Linked DNA regions of Homo sapiens: region 2 is linked to region 1. The links are chromatin loops, found by intact Hi-C in ENCODE. Cell type or tissue: CD4-positive, alpha-beta T cell. All regions are shown on one strand. Each heading gives the region's core, and the rest is flanking DNA. Links, peaks and the distances in the headings are about the cores only.

Region 1 (5,374 bases), core at 131-5,130:
TGGTTGTGCCACTGCACTCCAGCCTGGGCAACAGAGCAAGACTCTGTCTCAAAAAAAAGACCATCCTGGGCAGCATAGCAAGATCCCATCTCTACAAAAGATAAAAAAATTAGCTGGGCATGGTGGCGCACACCTGTAATCCTAGCTATTCAGGAGGCTGAGCTAGGAGGATTGCTTGAGTCCAGGAGATCCAGGCTGCGGTGAGCTCTGATTGTATCACTGCACTCCAGCCTGAGCAACAAATGAAGACAGAAGAAGGAAGGAAGGAAGGAAGGAAGGAAGAGGAAGGAAGGGGGGGGGAGAGAGGGAGGGAGGGAAAGAAGGAAGGAAGGATCAACTTGATTCATAAATGGATCGAATCAAATACTTTTGCAGAAATCCTAGCAAATGACTCACCCAGAATATTTAAACATTGTCATTGGGTTGCAGTGCGGGTGGAAACTTGGTGAAAACTAGCCCTCTAAAGGCAGAAAGATCATAGATGTCCATGTTAGGGCTCCACACCAGTCTGAGCTCCCCCTTAACCCACCTTCGCTCCCTGAGGTCCCCCCTTGCATACACACTGCCAGTGGCCAACCTTCCCAAACACCAGTCTGACCAAACATTTCCTCCGCTCCTCCTGTTGTCCTCTGTGATCCAGCTACTGCCCCCCACCCACCTCCCCTGCTCCCAGGCAGCCTTCTTTGTCTACTTGGCAAATCCCTTCTCACCTCCCACAGCTTAATTCTTTTTTCTCTTTTTCTTTCTTTTTTTTTTTTTTTTTTTTTTTTTTTTGAGACAGAGTATCAGTCTGTCACCCAGGCTGGAGTGCAGTGGCAAGATCTCAGCTCACTGCAACCTCCGCCTCCTTGGTTCAAGCAATTCTCCTGCCTCAGTCTCCCTAGTAGCTGGGATTACAGGTGCCCACCACCACACCCGGCTAATTTTGTATTTTTAGTGGACACAGGGTTTCACCATGTTGACCAGGCTGGTCTCGAACTCCTGAACTCAAGTGATCTGCCCGCCTCAGCCTCCCAAAGTGCTGGGATTACAGGCGTGAACCACAGCACCCAGCCCCACAGCCTAATTCTAAGGCGACTTCTTGGCAGCAGCGTTCCGGGCCCCCTTCTGCCCCTCAGGTGGAGTTGAGCAACTCGCCCCAGTGCTCCCAGCTTTTCTGCATGTGCTGTTGGCAGGCCTCCCAAGGTCCCTGACTGCACTCGGCTGTAATGCCAGCTTCTTTCTTTCCTGCCCTGAACGCCCTCTCACTCTCCTTTCATCCCAAATACCAGGACCAACATCCAGTCCACCCTATGCCTGGTTTTGCATCCTCAGATTCAACCAACCAAAGATAGAAAATATTCAGAAAAAAAATAAAATAAAAATAATACAAATAATACAGTATAGCAACTATTTACATAGTATGAAGTATTATAAGTTATCTAGAGATGGTTTAAAGTGTACAAGAGGATATGTGTGCATTACATGCAACCACTACACCATTTAATATCTGGGGTGTGAGTATCCGTGGGTTTTGGTATCCGTGGGGGTCCTGGAACCAATTTCTCCTGGATACTGAGGGATGACTGTACTTGGCGAATGTGTGGATAGAAGAATAAATGGAGGCTGGGCTGGTGGCTCACGTCTGTAATCCTAGCACTTTGGGAGGCCGAGGCGGGTGGATTGCCTGAGCTCAGGAGTTTGAGACCAGCCTGGGCAACACGGTGAAACTCCGTCTCTACTAAAATACAAAAAATTAGCCAGGTGTGGCGGCAGGCGCCTGTAATCCCAGCTACTCAGGAGGCTGAGGCAGGAGAATTGCTGGAACCCGGGAGGTGGAGGTTGCAGTGAGCCGAGATCGCACCACTGCACTCCAGCCTGGGTGACAGAGCAAGACTCCGTCTAAAAAATAAAATAAAATAAGAAGAATAAATGGAAAATGTGTGTGGATCCTGAGACTTTGTGAAGTTCAGTCATGTGTCCAAGATCTGAGATCTAAGCTTTGTGAATGAATCAGTAGAAACCCCTCGGCTCCAGTGTTGGCAGGTCTCCTCCTCCATGCAGCCCTCCCAGGGAACTGGCTCTGCTTGGGAAGTCTGTGGGGTCCCTGGGGCAGCAGCTGGGTGAGTCCTGGAATCAATCCTCATGTCTGGCTGCCGAGGGGCATCTCCTTCCTTAAAATCATTTGCGGGAGGCTTGGGTCGGGCCGTCCAGTCCTTCCTTAGTCTGGGACTGCAGGAGAAATGGTGGGGACCAAGCACACAGAGGCAGGTAGAGGTGTGGTAAGTGGCGATTCTGGGTGAGACAGGATGCTAATTGGATCCCACTTGGGGTGACTTGATAACGGGTTTGTGCAGGGTCACTGAGGACCCTCCTGGCTCCACGAGGATTCACTCAGCCTGGTGGTTGGACTAAGAGAAGGCCCTGTGGCCAGGAGCCCGGTTGGGTTTTGAGGTTATTCTGAAGAGGGGGTGCTGGGTGAGTTGGGGTATTGATGCCCGGCAGCCCAAGCAAAGGGTTCGAAGGACGCGGGGAGGTGGCTGCCTCCCGTCCCCCACAGGCTCCTCTGCCGCCTCCTGAACAGTTTTCCTGCCACGTCGAGGTGCCATGCTCGGGCATTCCCGGGGTCCTGGGCCAGGAAATGGCAGGTCCCTGGATCAGGAGGCCCGAGAGCTCTGGTCCTCGAGTCCCACTTCCTCTGCCCGCAGAGGGGACTGGAGGGGCGCGATTGTGCGCCACCCCGATTGCACCCAGATTCGGTCGTTTCCAGAACCTCTTCCCAGGAGCACGGGGAGCGGGAGAGCGGGAACCCCAAAGAGGAGCTCTGGGTCCGGCGAGTCCGGGTGGCGACTCGAGCTGAGCCCCCTCTCCCGCCGCAGCGCTGGGAGGGGCTCCGTCGCCAGCCGTGCCCTCTCGTCCTGCTCACTCACCCGGGCCTAACGACAGCAGCTGGCTCTGCGAGGGGTTCCCCGGGTTGGGGCCCCTAAATTAACACGCGGAGGGCCAGGGGGAGGCAGGGGAAGGGGGGCGGGGCAAAAGCTGCAGGGAAGCAAAACGGAGGAGGAGGTGCAGACAGGAGCGAGGAACGGCGGGCAGCGGGCTCGGCCCAGCTTCACGATGCGAACGGGAGGGGGCGCCAGAGACCGCCAGAGGCCAAGGTCCAGCGCTACTGCGGCACAGGCGCCGCCGCGTAGTCCGCAGTCAGAGGGCGGGGCCCGCCTTCGCAGCCACGGTCACGGTCGTGTTCACCCAGGCTCCGCAACCACCCGCAGAGCTCACGACGTGAAGGAGCAGCCCTCCTCCTTTCCTCTTCCCTCACCTCCTCCATCTTCTCCATCCTCCTCTTCTTTTGATAGATTGATGGATCAGAGATGGATGTGTGTGTGCGCGTACGCGTGTAAAGATACTTATCAAAGCATTATCCTTAAAAAAGGAAACATCTGAAGCCACAGGGAATATGAAATTAAAGAAACTCAGGTAGACAGTCTCTTTAAAAATATTATGGAACCATTTGAAAAATTGTTTATCAATACTATGTAACATCATGGGAAATTATTTTCATGTACTATTAAAGCAAAAAAGGCAGGATACACACACAGAAATCTCCATGTAAAAATGTGAACTATACACAGAACAGGAATGATCATCAAAACTCCCTCCAAGTACGAACAATGGTTTTCTGCAGGTGTGGTAATGCCTTTGTAGAATGTGCATAAATTCATATTAAAATAAATGGAAGCCTTTCCTTTTTATAGATAAAGGGAAGCCAGGTACATCCCAGGCTGTGGCCAGGCAGGAAAAGGAGCTGGGCAGGGCTTGAGGAGGGCACCGGGGCTCCTTGGTAAGGCGATGTCCAGATGTCACCCAGGCCTGTGGGTCGGTCCTACATATCTGTGCACCCCTTCCCCTAATACCCAGATATCCCTTTTCCTTAACAATCCCCACCCTGATATACACCACAGACCTAAACTCTTAGTCCATATGCCTCTGGAAATAAACTCCTGTCAACATTTGTCTGTTCAAAACAGTTAAGAATCTCTCAATTGATCTAATGAATTGAAGAAATCTATCCCCACGTTAGAAACATGCACATGTTGGCCCTGATTTAATTTCCCAGTAACTACAATTCCCCAGTAACTACATATGCATATGTACCGGACAAACAAGGCAGCTTTCCATTCCCAACTCCTCTTCCCTGGCTGATGGTTCTCAGGAGAATCTAGGCATCTGAGCCCTAGCCCCAGCACCCTAATGGAGAGTGCAGGGCACCTGGATAGTGGAGGCAGGCCTAGAAGCTTTTGGTGTAAAAGATGAAATTGAAATAAAAAGACCCACAGGTAACCATGTGTCAAGCACACATCTGGTACCCAATACATCTTTATGGAATAAAATAGACATTAAAATGCTACAGGTATAAGTTAAAATATTGGCAAACTGACTAGCAAGGTTTAGAAATCCACATTTAAGACTGGTCTAGTGGTGATAAATTCCGTCAGCTTTTTCTTGTCAGGGAAAAACTTTAATTTCTCCTTCATTTTTGAAGGATAGCTTTGCTTAAGACACAGGCAGAAAAATATTTCATGACTTCACTTATATGTAGAATATTTTTAAAAGAGCTCAGGCTGGGTACAGTGGCTCACACCTGTAATCCCCACACCTTGGGAGGCCAAGGCAAGAAGATCACTTGAGCCTGAGAGTTTGAGGCTGCAGTGAGCTATGATCACACCATTGCACTCCAGCTTGAGAAAAAAATAATGCTGCTCTGAATGTGGGTGTGCAAATATCACTTCAAGGCCCTGCTTTCAATTCTTTTTTATATATACTCAGAAGTAAAATGGCTGAGTTATATGGTAGTTCTATTTTTAATTTTTTGAGGAAACTCCAAACTATTTCCTATTGGTTGCACATTTTATTTTATTTTTTTAGAGATAGAGTCTGGCTCTGTCGCCCAAGCTGGAGTGCAGTAGCACAATCTTCGCTCACTGCAACCTCTGCCTCCCAGGTTCAAGTGATTCTCCTGCCTCAGCCTCCCGAGTAGTTGGGCTTACAGGCACCCACCACCATGCCTGGCTAGTTTTATGTATTTTTAGCAGAGATGGGGTTTCACCATATTGATCAGGCTGGTCTCAAGCTCCTAACCTCAAATGATCCACCCACCTCAGCCTCCCAAAGTACTGGGATTACAGGCATGACCCACTGCGCCAGCCTGGTTGCACCATTTTACAATCCCACCAACAGTGCACCAGAGTTCCAATTTCTCCATATTCTCGTCAACACTTTATTTTGGGAAAGTTGTTTTCTATGACTTGTCTCCCGCCCTTCTGCCAGTAACAGGAAGTACTAGAGACAGAGGCCCAGCTCTCTCTTCTAGCTCCTTGATCAATGCCTAGCTCCT
Region 2 (5,374 bases), core at 135-5,134, 230 kb before region 1:
AGATTTATGCGGTTACTATACAAGGAGTGAAAAGGGAAAATCAGAAAAACTTTTTTGGCAGTACCCATCTTACTCCAGTCAAACACCAATAGAAAAACCCGACCCCACCCATTTCAGCAAGATGAGTGGGGACCTGATCCCCACCCCACCACCTTGCAGAAAGCACAGGGCAGCACTCTCATCCCCTGCTGGGGTAGTGTCAATGGGACAGAGCAGGGAGTTAATATTTCATCCTCTGCCCAGTGGAAGCATGTGGCACTCTCACTCTCCTGCCAGGTTAGTGTCACTAAGGTGGGGTGCAGATCTGATCTTACATACATCCCCCTGCCTGGAAAAAGCAGGCAGTCCTCCAATTCTTCCACAATGGTAGTATCAGGGAGGTCCGGTGTGAGCTGGGCCTCCACTCTACCTGGTATCAAAAAGACTGAACAATGCAGCAAAAGTCAGGGCCAGTCAGAAATCCACTTGCCTCCCACCCCTTGGGTCAGTGGGGCCCAGTGGGGCCCATCTAGAAGGAATGAGACTGAACAAGGCCACCACTTGGGTGTCAGTGGATCCCAGTTAGGACCTGAGAATCAAGCCACACATGGCATCAATGAGGCAGAATGAAGTGGCGGGAAACAGCTAGAGGACACACTGTTTTCCTCCACCCTTGCCATCAGCAGGGCCCAATAGGGAGCTGAGCTTCTGCTCCCACCCTGCAGCAACAGGCAGTGTGTCAGATCCTGCTTTTCCTCTCCCTCGCATCAGCAAGGCTCAGTGGAGATGACCTTACACATTGACATGTACTCAATGAGGCGGTGCAGATGTCCCCAAAGTCAAGGTGAAGTTGTATTTCTGTGCATTGGCACATCTCTTTGCCAGGGTGGTGAAAGCAGGAACCAGCAGGAAGCTAAGAGTACATACCCAACTAATCCTTGTGCTACATCTCAACAAGGTGTTACTCATACGAGTGGGTTTGATTGCTTGGCAGTGACTGTCCAATGACCAAAACCAAGGAGGACTTAACAAGAGGATTTTATTACTTGCAACAAGGAGGACACTGGGGATAATTCCTCAAAGCAGCACCTCCTGGAACGAAGGTGAAAACAAGGGCCTTGGTGGGGCTGGTTAGCCGAGTCATTGTATGTAGAGGTGGAGTAAAGGCAGCACAGGTGCAGTCGTGAACATGCTTCCGCATAGAAGGTGGCAAATAAGCTCCTCCCTGAGCAGGGTTTTAAGTATGCCAATGAGGAGAGTTGCCAAAGTCATCTCTAACTCAGGCATCTCTGGATCCAACTGTTTTTGTTTGTTTGTTTGTTTGTTTTGCTGGGGCTGATCTTCTTCATGGAACTTTTTGAAATAAGAACCCAAGGTGCAACAGTTAAAAATGGATACTTTTTCACAGTACTGACTCCATGTTAGAGAAAAGTTTATTTGTTTGAATATAATTATTACTTTGCTTGAGTTTGTAGATTATTCAGGAAAAACAGCCTCAGGAAACATGACCTTCAATAGAGATAAAAGAAAAGACGCTGACCAACAACTCTGGGACATGCTGACCAGCCTGATAAGAATATACGCTGATAGCGCCTGCAGAAGGCCACAAAACATTGACCAAGAAAGCAATGATTAACTGCCCACTCGAGACTGCACGCGTGCAAATGTTTTGATCATCATTTCCCCTAATTTCCCTTAAACCTCCCTGATCCAGAGACACAACTCGGTAAGGTGGTCTTTGAATCTTTGAATGCTAGTTCACTGCCTCCCCTAGGTTGCTGGCTTCTCAAGTAAAGCTACCTTTCCTTTTACCAAAGCTTGGCTTTTGAGCTTTTGGCTTTCAAATAACTAGTGGCCCAGGCCTGAGTTTGGTTACATACTCCAAAACCCAGGGACCCTGGGTTGCAAAGAGAGTGCCTACTGAAAAAGAAGATTAAAACTCAAAACGGAACAGCTGTGACTGAGCTGTGGCCTAGTGAAGTCATTGGACACTGTGATGATTCAGGCTATTTGGATGTCAGAAGACACGGATCAGGGCCAGGTAGAGTAGAAAATGCTGTTCTAGGGGGTGCTGATGGAGTCAGTAGACGTTGCCCTTGCTGTTGTTGGTGATTCACAGATACTGTGCTGGGGTCCAGTAGGGAGTCACAGAATAATAATGTGATGGAGGCTAATGATGATAGCGACAAGAGGCAGCCAAATGCCTAGGAAGATAGGGGTGGGTCCCTGGTGAAACCCCACCTTCAAGCTGAGGACAGTCCCAGGTAAAACCTTGGACCAGAGTGAAAACATCTGTTCCTGTTTGCCTGCCCCTCCCCTATTCTGAGCCCATGAAAGCCCCAGACTCAGACACATTGCAGCGGAGGGTGGGGGGTTGGGGGGCTTTCCTGCCTTCAGGTAGGGGGTCCACCCACGTATCCCCTCTCCACAGAAAGCTATTTCATCACTCATCCCTCAGTAAAACCCCCCACCTTGCTCACTCCTTGATAGCACATCCTCATTCTTCTTGGATGCTGAACTAGGGTTCAGGACCCACCTAGTGCAGGTACCCATAAAGGTTGTTGCACTGGCCCTTTGCCCTCGCCAGCAGAGGGCAGCCACCCCACATGACGGGGCCAGGAGCCAGCTGAGCTGCTAACACACCGCTGTTCAATGGGCTGTGGACAGCAGAACTAAAAGAGCTTATCCCACACTCACTTGCTCATGTGCTCCCTCCCACAAGGGGTTGAGTGGCACGGGCTGAGTAGAGAGGGTGCCCTTGCTGCGAGTCTGGCAAAGGGGCTGAGAGAAAATTCCTGTGTCAATGAGTTCATCATTAGCCCCCATCACACTATTATTCTGTAACAATAAGGCTAGTGACAATAAGGCTAAAAGTATTGGGTGCATCTGCTGAGCGCAATTGACAATCTAGAAAATGATAATAAAAGGCAGAGAGTTGTTAACAGGCAATGAAACCAAAGTGTTTCAGGGGTTATGTTGGGGGAAAATTGAAGGGGCGCAGAGGGTGTTGGGAGATCATATAGTGTCCTCAAATCCCTACTGTCCCCTGAACAGCATCTATTGTTTCCCCATTTTCTCCCAGCAGTCTGCTGTCCCGCTATTTCCTTCAGCACACCATTTGCTGAACTTCCCGTTTTCCTCCATCACGGTGTTTGTGGAAAACCTCATGAGGTCCTTTCACTGGGCCTCACTGTTATTAGAAAAGAGGGTCCCGATCCAGATTTCAATAGCAGGTTCTTGGATCTTGCACAGGAAAGAATTAGAGACAATTCACAGAGCACAGTGAAAGAAGCAAGTTTAGTGGAAACTATTCTGTTACAGAGTAGGGTGTCCTCAGAAAGCAAGAGGAGGAAAGCATTGTCCTTTGTTAGTGTCCCTACTTATAAGAAACTATAAGGAGCTAGAATTAAACTTGGAAAGTGCAGATGTGTTCACTATGGGTAGGAGCAATTGGTGTTATTAATGACCATTAATCCTTCAACCTAAACTTGCTCATTAATGTTATCTTTAAGCAAAGTGGGCTGCATGCTTAGGACATGTGGACATTCTGCTGGCTTGGTGGGAGATGCTCTGTATGGCCGTAAATATTCTGTATTTATAATTGATGGTCAACTTAGAATGTGGCTATTTTCAGAGCCTAAGTATTAACCCTATAGGTGCCTTGTGAGTGCCTAGTTACTCACTCCAAAATGGACTCACTCTAGTCACATTTGATTAAACCAGAGGCCCGGTAAGCAGGGATTCCTGTAACATCAAGATACCCCATTTGCTTTCAGCCCAATGTCTGTTGAACAACTCCCATGGTCACCGTGACCTACCACCCAGATCTCTCTTCAAGGAAAGATGGTTTCCCAGTTATCAGCTGACAGTATTCAGGACTGTAAATCCCTTAAGGAATTGCCTGAGATGCACGGAGCTACCATGCCCAAGATCATGCCCTTTCCTGGGGCAGTCCCCATCCAATGTCTGATCAAGTCTAGGGAATAAAAACTCAGCACAGCAAAGAGCCATTCTAGCTCCAAAGCTCCCTGCAGGATTGGCTAAGGCTGTCATTTGGTCTTCAGCACAGCTCAGCTTCTTCTGTTCACTCCAGCTTCCTTCCACTCTTTCCCACAGGTGTTTCTCCCAAGGGCCCTCCCTAATAAACATCCTGTACTCTAAACTCTTTCTCAGGGTCTGCTTCCTAGGGAACTCAACACATAACAATTAGTATCAGAAGTGCTCTGAGACAGCAAGCTGTGGATGAAATGGAGTTCTGGAACTACATCACCCACTGCCCATCTGAGAAAGAAGTCATCATTATTAGTAGCAGGTGGAGTGCAAACAGCTCCTGGAATAAATAAACAATTCAATTGTTAAAACTCTCACAGGTGGTGAACTGGGCTGGCTACTGGTGGAGGGGGATGCACATGGGGGAAATAGTAACAATCAGGCTAAAAGTTTTTGGTGCCTTTGCTGAGCTCAATTGACAGTCTACAAAACGACAATAAAAGGCACAGAGTGGTTAACAGGCAATGAAACAAAGTGTAAAAGCCTCAAGGGGCTTCCTTGGCAGCAGCATATGAAGAAGCTTTCATGTCCTGAAGTGGAAGGGCAAAGGACACTAAGGACAAGGCTCAGGACTTGGTCAGAGCAGTAGAGTACAAGGAAAGTGAAACTCTCAACTAAGGCAAATCTTCTATGCCAAGGTCAGGGCTCTGACTGGGAAAGGAAGCAACCTTGACACAGGGTACGTCTGGGTTGATGACCTCCAAAATCCTGAATCTCCAGATTCCTTTTATTCCAGTTATTATGGCTATGTTGCAAATTTCTCCAAAACTTAGTTATGTAAAACAACCATTTATTATGCCTACATATTCTGTGGGTCAGAAATTCAAGGACTTGCCTCGGCAGTTCTTGCTTAGGGTTTCTCTTGTGGTTGCATTAGATATTGGCTGAGGCTAAAGTCATCTGTAACGCCATCTGGTCCTGGAGTGTCCACTTCCAAGTTAGCTCATTCACATGGCTAGCAAGTTGGTACTGGCTGTTTATTGGCCAGGAGCCTCAGTTCTTCCCCGCATGGCTCTCTCCACAGGGTTGTTCTCACAGTGTGGCAGCTGGCTTCCCCCAGAGTGAATGATCTGAGAGGTCAAGGAAACAGCTGCAGTGGTTTCTATGACGTAGACTCAAGTGTACTGAATTGGTCATACAGGATCAAGTCCCTAACCAGCGTGAGAAGGGACTATACTAGGGCATGAATACCAGAAGGCAAGGGTTATTACGGTCCATCTTGGATGCTGGTTACCATATCTCTGAACACTGTAAGCCTGCAGAAGTGGCCCATCCCTCCCTGTTAAGGACTATCACACCCCTATGCTGAAGTACACTGCAGCCCCTCCACTGTGCCCCCATCAGG

Evidence for each region. Peaks named below come from ENCODE experiments on the same cell type or tissue, not always from the same donor. Only the 100,000 strongest peaks of a DNase experiment are listed, where the experiment ranks them.
Region 2: a loop joins it to region 1, with 2.4 times the contacts of the local background. A loop is called at or near these places in 2 of 110 quality-filtered maps.

The regions. Positions count from the first base shown.
Region 1 is chrX:47,521,311-47,526,684 of GRCh38, reverse strand. No RefSeq gene overlaps it. Among named protein-coding and RNA genes, the nearest start is that of ARAF, 37 kb to the left of the region's middle. RefSeq lists silencers at 2,848-2,897, 2,958-3,027. In CD4-positive, alpha-beta T cell, for the core only: CTCF peaks have their summits at 2,922 and 3,125 (motif pointing right); a DNase peak (open chromatin) is centred at 3,124; H3K4me3 peaks cover 1,074 bases.
Region 2 is chrX:47,749,084-47,754,457 of GRCh38, reverse strand. No RefSeq gene overlaps it. Among named protein-coding and RNA genes, the nearest start is that of ZNF81, 85 kb to the left of the region's middle. RefSeq lists enhancers at 2,459-2,508, 2,569-2,648, 5,062-5,261. In CD4-positive, alpha-beta T cell, for the core only: no CTCF peak of the experiment used is centred there; a DNase peak (open chromatin) is centred at 2,567.